Regions from separate parts of the Homo sapiens genome. Here all the other regions are linked to region 3. A link is an interaction called in ENCODE POLR2A ChIA-PET data of the cell type or tissue named here. Cell type or tissue: A673. All regions are shown on one strand.

Region 1 (4,000 bases), 2.0 Mb before region 3:
ACCAGCCTGGCCAACATGGAGAAACTCTGTCTCTACTAAAATTACAAAAATGAGCCAGGTGCATTACAGGTGCATGCCTGTAACCCCAGCTACTAAGGAGACTGAGCAGGAGAATGGCTTGAACCTGGGAGGCGGAGGTTGCAGTGAGTTGAGATTGTACCACTGCACTCCAGCCTAGGCGATAGAGTGAGACTCTGTCTCAAAAAAAAAAAACAAACACACACACACACACACACACACACACACACAAAAAAAAAACATATTTTTAAAAAGACTAGGCTGGCTTTGTAGCCAGACAATCTGGGTTCAAATTCCAGATTTGACTCTACTACTATCGAGTTGTGGAATCAGAGGCAAGTTGCTTACCCCTCAGAGGCTCAGTTTCCACATCTGTAAGATGGGAACAGGACAAGTACCTGGTTGTGTAGACTAAAACATGAAAATGCATGCAAAATACATTGTGCCTCCTCTGGCACAAAGTAAGCACTCAATAAATGACTGTTGTTGCTATTTGAAATTGTACCATTTGTGCTATGAGCAGATCAGACTAGTCTTTTGAGTTGGGAAGTTGTATTGATGTTAAGAACTTTCATGGGGATTGAAAATCGGGGATTTAGTCTCTTCAAATGGCCTCTTTTAATGTATATGGAGGAAGGGACAGAGGGAAGAGTGAGATTTAGACAAGTCAATCCTGATGATACTTCCACTTCTTTTGCAGTTTCTAACTTCAAAAAAAAAAAAAAAGCGTAGTGTGTGTGTGTGTGTGTGTGTGTGTGTGTGTTGGGGGAGCAGGAAGGAGATTAGCAGGAAGAAAAATAAAAGGGGAAAAAGAGCTGGGCTAAATGGAGTGTTGCAGTAAGTGAGTGAGAGAGTGAAAGTGACTAAATGTCCCATGTCTCAGGGTGCAGGGATGGAGGGATTATAAATAGCTCTGTTCATATGCTTAGTTCTGTTGAAACCAGAGATTTGTCTTTGACCTGCCTTTTTTCTTTTTCTTTACTCTAAACTCCAATTCTGCTTAATCTTTCTTGAATCACAGATTATTTTAAGAATCTAATGAACCTCTCTCAGAAAACTGTGCATCAGGATATACACACAACAGTTTTTATAAACAGTCCAGTATTAGCAGTTTCCCAGATTCCACATTAAACACCATTAATCTTATTTTAGACCATTTTTTATACCCGAACCAAACTCTGAATGATGAATAGGCAAGCTCCTATGCATGCTTCAGAACCCAGCTCAAACGTTCCCTCTCCAGCAAAACTTTCTTCCATGCCCAAATCGGTTGGGCAGCCCTTCCTTCATGGTTTCATTGTTTATCACTTTCTGAGATCTGCATTCCATAATCACGCCTTTCCTGATTGGTCTCCTCTACTAGACTGTGAGCTCTTATTCATCTTTCTTACTCATTTTTTGGTCCCAGTGCCTAGCACAGAAATGTTGAAGGAACAAAGTATAAATGAAGATAATGAGTTCCCTACTTGAAATGCAAAGCAAGCCGTCTCTACCTTCTGCAAATGCGAGGAAAAAATAGGAAGCCATATCTGATGGGACTTCTTTTGGGGGCTCTGCCAATCTGCTGGGACAGCTGCAAGCCAGCCTGCAGAACTAGCATCCGTTTTGGCTTCTAGAAGATAAGGGGCTGTCAACACAAGTGGAATGATGGGGAGGAACTCGTGGAAAGTAGCATTGCCTCTGAGATTTCCACCATGATTAGATCAGGGATTGTGTGATTGGAAGTGTGCTCACGGGGAGGGATGCTTGAGGTTCCAGGCTGATTATGTTAGGGAACAGCCCTGGTCCCTGGGTGGCCAGGTGTCAGCCATCCTTCAGGTACCCAGGGATAACTTCCCTGATGAAGGGCAGCAACGGGTACCTGCTCTGTGGGACAACAGAGCTCCATCTTTCCCTAGAGGTGTGAATGGGAAGCCCCTTGCCCAGACTCCCAGGGGTACCATTTGGATCAAGTGTCAGCCCCACCAAAGCTCTGATCTGTCCTGAGATAGGAGCAGAGACTCAGCCACAACTTGGAGACCCTGAGCTTGGAGGATATAAGGGGAGCAGCTGCCTGAAGGGCTTTAGGGTCTCTGGGCTGGAAACTCTTCCCTATAGCACAGATTTCTCAGGAGGGCCATGAATATTTTGGCTCGGTTACAGAGAACACATTCAGCAGGCTTCGGAGGGAGCTGATTTTCCATTTCCCCATGAGGGATCTCAGGAGGGCAGTAAAGCTTCTTCTGAAATTATTTAACTTAAAAGCTTCTGATGAAGATCAGGCACACTGCCTTGCACATAGCACTCTAACCCGTCAGAAGTTTCCCACGGATCTCATTTTGCTCCTAATTACAGCACGGCAACATAGGTTGGAAGGTATCTCTCAGCTCCACCATTTTAAAGACAGATAGCTTCGCTTTATTTGCTGCTGAGAGGATATTGTCTTAAAATTTTAAGTTGGTTCAAGCCCCAAAGCCTTCAAAAGACCCAGCTTTAGCTCTTTGTTCTCACACAAAGGGCTGCCTGGTCTTTGTGGAGTGAGTTGTGAAGGCCTCCCCAGAAGACTCAGGCCAGTCCTCGTGTGCTTTCTGCCACTCACCCGTGGTCACACTGCATCACATTGACAGATGCGGCAACCCTCCAAGACAGCCATTTCTGGATGCAGGGACAGAGCCCTCAGGGGGGCGAGCTGAGCATGGAGCCGTGGCGTGATGGTTCACAGTCCTGGATGGATGCAGCAGAGTGACCCTCACCCATCATACCCGCATGTGCACAGAAAGCCCCTCCCGTTCCTCTACCACCATTGAGAGCACCAGGGGACTTTGCCAGACCTCTCCCACCACTTGGGAAATGTTTGGGGCTTGGCAAAACACAAAACATACTTTCTCAGGCACTTCTTGTTTTCATGGTTTTCATTTTTCACTGCCTGTTAATCTGGAGTGAAATAGAGTCCATATGTTCCAAGTCCCTTTGCCTAATTCTCTGCAGCATGATTTTTATCTCTGAAATTGTTTGAAGTCCCAAAGTTTTTGATCTTTTTGCCTCAGAAAGTGGGCACCACATTTTGCCACAAGAGGATGTAAACCTGAGACCTAAAGAACGTGTGTTGGCCTGGTGCTCCCAGAGGTGTGTGGACTCAGCATGGGACAAGTGGCTCCCTTGTCTTTTCAGGGAAGTTGTTCACCTAGGAGTAAGAAAGTGCAGATGGCCTCCTTAGGCTGTGCACAGTGACCTAGGGCAGTATTCTTTTCTCATGGCAAAAGGGGGAAAGCCTTTGTAGGTTTCTCCATTAGGAAATTAGCCATGGCTGTAAAGGGCTTATAAGAAAACAGGGCCTCTGCCTCTGCCTGAACCCCTCATTTTCTGTCTTCCCGGTAGAATCTACTTACCCTCAAGTCAAAGAAATGTCATAGCCACGTGCTTAGAGAAGAGTGCAAGACTGCCTCTACTTATTTCCTACATTAAATGGGAGAGAGTGCTTTTCTCTAAAGAGCCATTTTGGTGCTTTCTCCTATGCTAAGACAGATGATTGTCATGAGAAGATCAAATACCTGTGGTATTTGCTGGAGAGCCGAGTCCAAAGCCCAGGCTGACAGACAGGCAGTTTGCAGAACAGGTACCTGTGTGCTTTCTTCGGGAGAAATCCCAGCATACAGTGAATGGCATCTGACACACCCAGGATTGTGGGGTATGTCAACCACACACTCAGACAATGCAAGTTCCCTTTACGTTGCACGTGGTTTTAGGGATGAGAGGAATGCTCTGTGCCACACTAATCCACCTACACACATACATACATACACACACACACACATAAACACATATACACACACACACAGTGTCTGACTAGAAGTCTATACTTAGAATTGTGCTCCTTTAGCAAGAACCTTTTGATAGCGAAGATTTGGGTGGGGAAAAGCTGGAAAAAGAAAAAACCTGAGGATCTTGAGGATCTCAGAGTGGGCTTTTCAGAAGCCCACCGAGAGAGGTAGGGTAAGGGAAG
Region 2 (4,000 bases), 760 kb before region 3:
CAGATAAACTAGAAAACACCAGCACTATTTAACAGTAATTAGATACGAATATTAATATTCATTAGATACCAATTAATTATTAATTCAATACTAATAATATTGTTGCAGTATGTAGATGACAAGCCTTGAGATAGTATTTGTAAATCTGTTCTCTCTTGCCCACACCCTATTTAGTCATAAATTTGTGAGATGACTCAACAGTTAGAGACACAATCTATGGTCATTGAAATAAACCTTGAACAGAGATTGAACTTATGTTCATTCACACCAGCCACCAGATCTAAATGGCCCCTAACTCTGGACCGAAGTAATGCAATGTACAGATTTTACAAATCATTCATTTACAAATCACTTAAATTACATTACAAATCATTTACAAATACATTTGGCATGTATTCTACGTGCTGAAGAGAGTTATTTAAATAGCAACAACAAGGACAACAACAACAACAAAAGTTGTAAGTGTCTCTAAGAGACAATACAAGTCCATCATGGAAATATGTTATCTATTTCAACTGAAATTCTAAAGAACATACGATTCTACCTGTAGCAGAAACTTGAAATGTTTTGTCGCCTGAATCTGTTGTGTCTTCCAAATGCTTCTTCTTTTTTTGAAGGATTTAGAAAAACGACAACAAAGGGTTCACAGGAATTTGTTTAGTTACAAAACAAAACAAACAAAACATTTTTCCAGGATTGGTCCCTGGGGTCCCTGTGTCAGTTCTGATCTTTATCTCCATTTAAAGGGCCTTCAGAGCACTGACCTGGGGGTACTAGGGTTGCTTAAGTATCAAAGAGGGTTGATGTACCATATACTAAATATTTTACAACTATTTCCAACAGAGCTTAATGCTTTCATCAAGCATTTAACTTCATTAGTTAAGTGAAGTTTTTAATAATTTGGGTCTGATTTAAAAAAAATAAATTTTAGAAATTATTTTTCTCCTCATAGACATATTTTTTGAAATTTGGTTTCTCATAATCAATATTATGAATTCAAAAGTTTCCAACCCTTGTAGATTAGAAATGATGCATATTATTTCATTAGAATAGTTAACATACTTTTAATGAAGACCAGATTGTTCAATCAATAATTATTATGATTGCACATGGTTGAGTATGAATAATAAGTAGACTGCATGAAGTCGTAAACTACTTCTGGCAAATAAAAATGTTGAAGGAACAGAAAATGTCTTGCTGTGTAATGAAAGTATAGAGATGTTCCGAAATAAATAAATTCAAATGTATTAAAGGGCACTACTGCTGAATCAAAACTGTTCTTAACATTTGACCCTACTGGGCAAAAATAAGCCTTGCTATTAGCAGAGAAAACTAAGCATGCCTGGCTAATTGACTGATCTCAGAGCTGGCTTTTCTTTCCATGACTGATCTCCAGGAATGTAAAGCCCTGATGTCTTTCACCTATCATGGTTTCCTTAGATCTCATTTGGCAACATTCATAGGTAGCTAGCTAAACATACTGTCTTTCAAGTAACTGAAAACAAATGAATGAAAGATGTCTTGTCTCAAGCAAATTCAACAACATAACAAATGTCTATTGGTCTTCGTGAAATATCTTTTTCAAGCCCACAGATATATAGACATCATAAAAGTTATCTAATTATTCACGTCTGCATTTCAGGACCAAAAGTAAGAATCAGACAAAGAAAAAAGTTACGTTTTATATGTAGGGACCTCTATTGCCTTATACTGCAATATGGGATCATCTGCTAAACAGAACAAATATTTATTTTTCTCTCTTACGCTTTTTATAGCTAAAATGTATAAACGCCTTCATTTCCAAGTTCCTGTCATCGCTTTCTTTCCCTCATAAAGTCTGCACATAAAAAGCAGTGCAATTTGCTGTCCCCTTCCTAGGAGAAATATGTTTAAATAATTATCTTCTTTATAAAATGTAATGGAAAATTGCTCCATTTCTTTTTGGAAATATTTCTGAAAAGATCAGACTCAGGAACTTCATAATATAATATGTTATGCTGTATTCCAACAATGTCAATACTCAAAACAATGTGAATCGCTGCTCCACTGTCTTCCCTCCAATCTTTTCTCATAAGACATGTAACAAAGACATTTTTCTGAATAATGATGAAGAACTGAAACCTAATATACTTGGAAGTTTACATGTGTTATGCTTGATTAGAACTGTCACTTTGGATTGCTCTTTTATCTCCTGCTATTTAAGTTAAATGTTTCTTCACTAAATATTTTTATGGCTCCTATTATATCAGTTGTGAGAAAGGGCAAAGAAAAAGGTTACAAAATCTATTATTTATACAAATATGCATGGCACTGGACATACTCGTTTTTGTAGAAAATTTAAATGGGATGTTTTATGAATACTAAATAGACTTTCACCTAGAAATGAATACAATACAACCCAATTATCATAAATCATTACTGAAAAAGCAGCATGGAACAGTAGAAAAAAAAAAAAAAGGACCGTGTTTTAACTCCCAGCCTCACTACTTAACTAGCTTTGCAACCCTGAGCAATTATCTCAACCACAATGTGAGAATGACTTCATATAATGCAATATCTGTTGTAAATGTTAAAATTAAAAATACTGCACTATATAAAATGTGAGTTTTTTTAATAAAACACTATCATACCAACAGAGCATGACCTATAATCTCAAAATTTAAATCTAATATCTTGTTAGTTTAAGTAAGAAAATTTACCTATCTTTGAAAAGTCATTTATCAATATCTCTTTGAGCCAGGAAAATTTCCTGTTTAATTTGAGGTGTCTTAATAATTACCAAAATCAGCTATATTTTTTTTCAGAATGAGATTTATGGTCTAGGTGGTGGGGAAATAAAACTTAAAACTTATTTAGGTCCTTAATTTCCACTTTTCCATCCTTACCTGAGCATGCAGTCCCCAGTAACAATCTAGTTCCCAGTAACAATCTAGCACCTCAAAAGAACAGTTGTTCAGTGTGCTGAAATAAACCCTTAATACAATATCTAATGTACACCTCAGGCATGATGGAATGAGACAGCCCTAGCTTCTCAGAGAACAAAAGCAAAGTAATTAGAAAACTTTTGTTAAATGTCATGGGGACTTTTAATTATGTCTGAAAGGCCAAATCTACAAAATGAACAAAACTTGATTCCTGACTTAGAGAAATGTCCGCCTGGTCCTTCTCCCAGATGATGGAATGTGGGTGGGTCATGGGTTTGAGTCCCAGGCTCTTCTCAGCTGCCTCTGTCTACTTTCTCAGAGCAGATCTAGTTGTCAGAGTCCGAGCTCTTGGAGGTGGTGTCCATTCAGAACTCGCTTGAGAATCAAGTGGAGGGGTGAACAGCTAAGCATTGCCTCCCCGGCTGATCCCAATACATCTTAGAGGATTGGCGTGAATCATACTAGAATGTTTAACCTTGCAGTCTTCCTTGAAGAGAAATCACTATGTTCTTCCATATTTATGTCTGATTATTATGCAAATATGAGCTTTAGCTGTGAGCCATGAATTCCCACTAGCTTCTTGCTGTGAGGTTCAGCTTAGTTTTACACAAAAATGAACGGGGACATGGCATTTCCCTCACAATAGCCCACTTTCTCTTCTTTCACAATCCCTGAACTCTCTCTCCTTCCACCAGAAAGGCAACTTCTTTTTTATTATTTCTGCTCTGTGACTCTCCCTAGGTGTGTCCTTAGCTATCAGGTGAGGAACCCGCCAGATTATCCTATTTCCAGCCCCTCTCACAGGGGCCACTGTGAGCTTGGCCTCAGAGCCTGATGGCCTCAGAATGTGCTCTTTTGTCTGTATCTTGTTCAAGCCTGGAGTCCGATTATGGAGGATGCTCCCAGAATGCTCTGATCATGAGGGTATAGAGTGTGGTTTTACATAATGTATTATGAAATCATGGATTTCTGGCTGGGCGTAGTGGCTCTGCCTGTAATCCCAGCACTTTGGGAGGCTGAGGCAGTAGGATTGCTTGCGGTCAGGAGTTCAAGAACAGCCTGGGCAACATAGCAAA
Region 3 (4,000 bases):
TCATGTTTTCTAGATGAATCTTGTGTTTCGTCCCAAAGATATATATTTAATGAAGATTATTGAAAACCTTTGTAGATGCAGTCTCAGAAATATGTATAAATGACTTTAAAACTCCTGTTAATTTCCATAACACGTGACTCTCAAACAGACCTTTATACTCCTTTAAGGATTTAAAAGACATTTCTAGTATCTGATAAACAGTCACTTTAAATCACAAGTATTTACCACTATAATCACGGGGGAATGTGTGGCTCAGCCTCTGAAAGCCCCATTTCCCTCCTTTGCCCCTGAGATTAAGAGCATCCAAAAGACAGGTATTGTGTTTGCTCTGGGACCATGCAGTCCCTTAATTCCCATTGGCACCATCTGGACTAATTCCATTTTAAGACCAACTAGGTGGGGTCTCTAATCACTGGCAGATCTCTTATCACCAAGTCAGATCTCTGCAACTACCAATGGCTTAATCCTTCTTCCCTTGCAATGCCATATAAAGTGTTAGTCCTCGGCTGTTCTAGTAGAAAAATAGCAGAAGGCTGCAGTGTAGGAAATCTGATGAAACACAGAGTGACCTCATGAGTTAAAAATGGGGACAACCAAAAAACAAAATGAATGGTGGAAAGAACTTAAGTTTCTATTAATGTCTTTAGGTTACAAAAGTAGGGCAAAGGGTTCACAGGAAGGCAAATGTGTAGATAGAAGCCAACAAAAAAAGAGCATTCAGTGGAGGAGTACTTCTGGGATGGCGCTGGGAGACTGCTCATTTTATTTTATTATGTAATAAAAAGGAAAAATGGAGGTGTTTTTGTTCAAGAGGATCAGACCAAAGGGGTATGCAGTATACGCTGTGAACTCATTCAGAGGAACCAACATATTTTAGAGTAAAGTTGTCTAAAAATAACTTGCTTCAACAGTTCTGGGACATTTTTTTCAGTCTTTTGCCAAGAATCTAATTAATGTGTGTTGCGATTTTCTTTCAGGCAATATGATGTGGATTTTATATCTCATATTCTTTTTTTTTTGGAGACCAGAGTCTTGCTCTGTTGCCCAGGCTGAAGTGCAGTGGCTCAATCTCGGCTCACTGCAACTTCCACCTCCCAGTTTCAAGCAATTGTCTTGCCTCAGCCTCCCGAGTAGCTGGGACTACAGGTGCCCACCACCATGCCCGGCTAATTTTTTTTGTATTTTAGTAGAGACAGGGTTTCACCACGTTGCCCAGGCTGGTCTCGAACTCCTGAGCTCAGGCAATCTGCCCGCCTTGGCCTCACAAAGTGCTAGGATTACTGGCATGAGCCACCATGCCTGGCCTCTCATATTATTTTATAAAGAAAATTCATATAGCCAAGTGGATGTGAATAATGTGATATGTGAGCAGCTAAGATGCTAAGGCTCATCATGCCATTACTTGATTCTCTCCAGCCCAGGACGTTGATACAGATCAGTTAACCCAGTGAAACTACTCTTGCTGCTCTCCTCTTCTCATCCCCACGTTCCACTGTATTTCACTTCTGCAGAGAGCTGGTGCTCAGACTGTGCCTCTGTGAAGCTGGCAGTGAGTGGGCAAGTGAGAAGACTCAGAGTAGAAAATAGGTTCCAGGCATGGACTTTCATTGTTACTCAGAGTTTATGTAAGTAGCTACCAGGAAATAATTAAATCTAAAGGCTGAGGCTGGCCTATCTTCCCGGGACATCAGTGAATAATAATAAAACACTTTATTAAGAAAATCCTGCCAGATCTATTCAGAAATAGGATGTACATGATCTTTTAAGATAAAACACAATAAACTTCAAATATGCTTCACAATTTTTTTTTCTAAGTGGGCCACTTTAGGCTGAGCCTCCAACTTCCTAGGAGCCTCTCACCACACATTATAGAGCATAATTTCAGGAAACATCTGCAGTGGATTATTCATTTCTGGGAGTATTATCAATCTAACGAAACAGTCACTATGGATTTTAATAGTGGAGTAGACCTTAAACATAATCAGGCCTGATCTAATTATTTTAAAGATGAAGTTAAGAACAAAGATAAAAGGTACAAAAAGCCTTGTGGCATTTTTCTTTCTCCCTAACAAGGTCCAGAGCTAAAGTTTTTCATGCCCTGACCTATTGAACATCCCCCAAACACACCACTGTGTCTTTGCATACAATCTTCCTTTTCTATGCAACGCCTTTTTTTTTTTTTTTTTTTTAGATGGAGTCTTGCTCTGTTGTCCAGGCTGTAGTACAGTGGTGCAATCTCGGCTCATTGTAACCTCCACCTTCCTGGTTCAAGCGATTGTCCTGCCTCAGCCTCTTGAGTATCTGGGATTACAGGCGTCCACCATAACACCTGGCTAATTTTTGTATTTTTAGTAGAGACAGGGTTTCACCGTGTTGGCCAGGCTGGTCTCAAACTCCTGACCTCAGGTGATCCACCTGCATCGGCCTCCCAAAGTGCTGGGATTACAGACGTGAGCCGCTGCACCCGGCCAATGCCTTCTTTTATTGAAAGTTTTTACTTGCCATTTAAGACCCAGCTTCCTTGCCATTTTTACTTGCCGTTTAAGACCCAGCTTCCTTGAGGAAATGTTTACTTGCCAGCTTTACTTGCCATTTAAGACCCAGCTTCCTTGAGGAAATCTTTCTCTACTCACCTAGGCAGAGTTAGCTGCTCCTTCCTGTGTGTTCTAATAGATCTTTAAATATAATTTGGTTTTTAGTCCCTCTGTTAGATTTAAAGATCTAATAGATCTTTAAATATAATTGGGTTTTAGTCCATCTATTAGATTTAAAGATTTAAACCAAATATAATTTGGTTTTAGTCCCTCTATTAGATTTAAAGATCTAATAGATCTTTAAATATAATTTGGTTTTAGTCCCTCTCATCCAAAAGAAAAAAAAAGTAAACAATATCCTTTCTGGAGCTCCCTCTCCAGTTGCCATCCTTTCCATAGTCTCCCCTTCACAGCTAAAATCCTTAAAAGAATTGTTTCCATATTCAGGCTTTACTTTCCCACTTCCATTTCCTTTTCAATTCACTCCAACTGGCTTCTGACCCCTCCACTCTGCTGAAATTATTCTTGGAAAATGCAGCAATGACTTCTGCACTACCCAATCCAATGGCTGATTGCCAGTTCTTACTGCACTTTTTCCCTGTCTTGAAGATTCTATACAGTTGACCACCACATCTTTAAAACACCCTTGGCTTCTTACACACCACAATCTATTGGTTTTCCTCCAATGACTTGAGGCATTTCTTCCAATTTCCTTGAGAATTCATCCACCTCTCCTGAAACTTTAGTGTTAGAATTCTTAGAGTTTATACCTCAGTTCTCCTCTTTCTTTCTTGGTGATCTAATTCACTCCCTGGCTTCAAATTCTAAATCAATATCTACAACTTTCAACAACATGTCTACAGTTAATCTCTTTCTGAGTAAGAGAAATTGCAAATCCAACTGCATACTTAAATTGCTAGCATCATCATGAATGATTATAAATGATAAAATACCACTGAGAACTAGCTAAAATAAAGCAGAGTCAGAGACACAGAGAGAGAAAGAGAAAGAGAGACAGAGACAGAGAAAGAAATGTATTAATAGACAAATACCAACTCAGCTCATGTAACCAAGCCAGGGACAGAAACAAGGGAATGCCTATATTCTCAGTAGTCTTTTCTTCTGCCTCTTCTTTCTCTGTATGGTACCCTCATTTTTTCAATCCAACATCATCCCCACAGAGGTGACATGTTCATCAACAGCTCTGAACTTACAGGGTCACAGCTCTGCAACCGGAGTATAAAAATCTGTTCTCCCCATTCAGATTAAGAGAAGTAATTAGATTGGTCCAGTGAGGCTCATATGGCTTTTCTAGGAATCAGTCATTGTGTTCTGGGCATGATGATATTCTGATTGATTTGAATTGGGCCATATGAACACCCATAATTACTAGAGGAATAATATTGGGTCAGGCAGTCACCTAATTAATATCATTTAAACTATTCAACATTTCCATCTAGGTCTTT

The links. ChIA-PET counts read pairs that join two places held together with the same protein. Peaks named below come from ENCODE experiments on the same cell type or tissue, not always from the same donor. Only the 100,000 strongest peaks of a DNase experiment are listed, where the experiment ranks them.
Region 1: POLR2A ChIA-PET joins it to region 3 with 7 read pairs; 1 of 35 experiments calls an interaction of 5 or more read pairs at or near these places.
Region 2: POLR2A ChIA-PET joins it to region 3 with 5 read pairs; 2 of 35 experiments call an interaction of 5 or more read pairs at or near these places.

The regions. Positions count from the first base shown.
Region 1 is chr6:13,370,523-13,374,522 of GRCh38, reverse strand. All of the region lies in intron 1 of GFOD1 (Gfo/Idh/MocA-like oxidoreductase domain containing 1), which reads left to right. Among named protein-coding and RNA genes, the nearest start is that of TBC1D7-LOC100130357, 44 kb to the right of the region's middle. In A673, no CTCF peak of the experiment used is centred here; a DNase peak (open chromatin) is centred at 2,252; H3K27ac peaks cover 443 bases.
Region 2 is chr6:12,171,247-12,175,246 of GRCh38, reverse strand. It overlaps a transcript of HIVEP1 not described here. Among named protein-coding and RNA genes, the nearest start is that of EDN1, 120 kb to the left of the region's middle. In A673, no CTCF peak of the experiment used is centred here; no DNase peak of the experiment used is centred here.
Region 3 is chr6:11,408,648-11,412,647 of GRCh38, reverse strand. No RefSeq gene overlaps it. Among named protein-coding and RNA genes, the nearest start is that of TMEM170B, 130 kb to the left of the region's middle. In A673, no CTCF peak of the experiment used is centred here; a DNase peak (open chromatin) is centred at 1,697.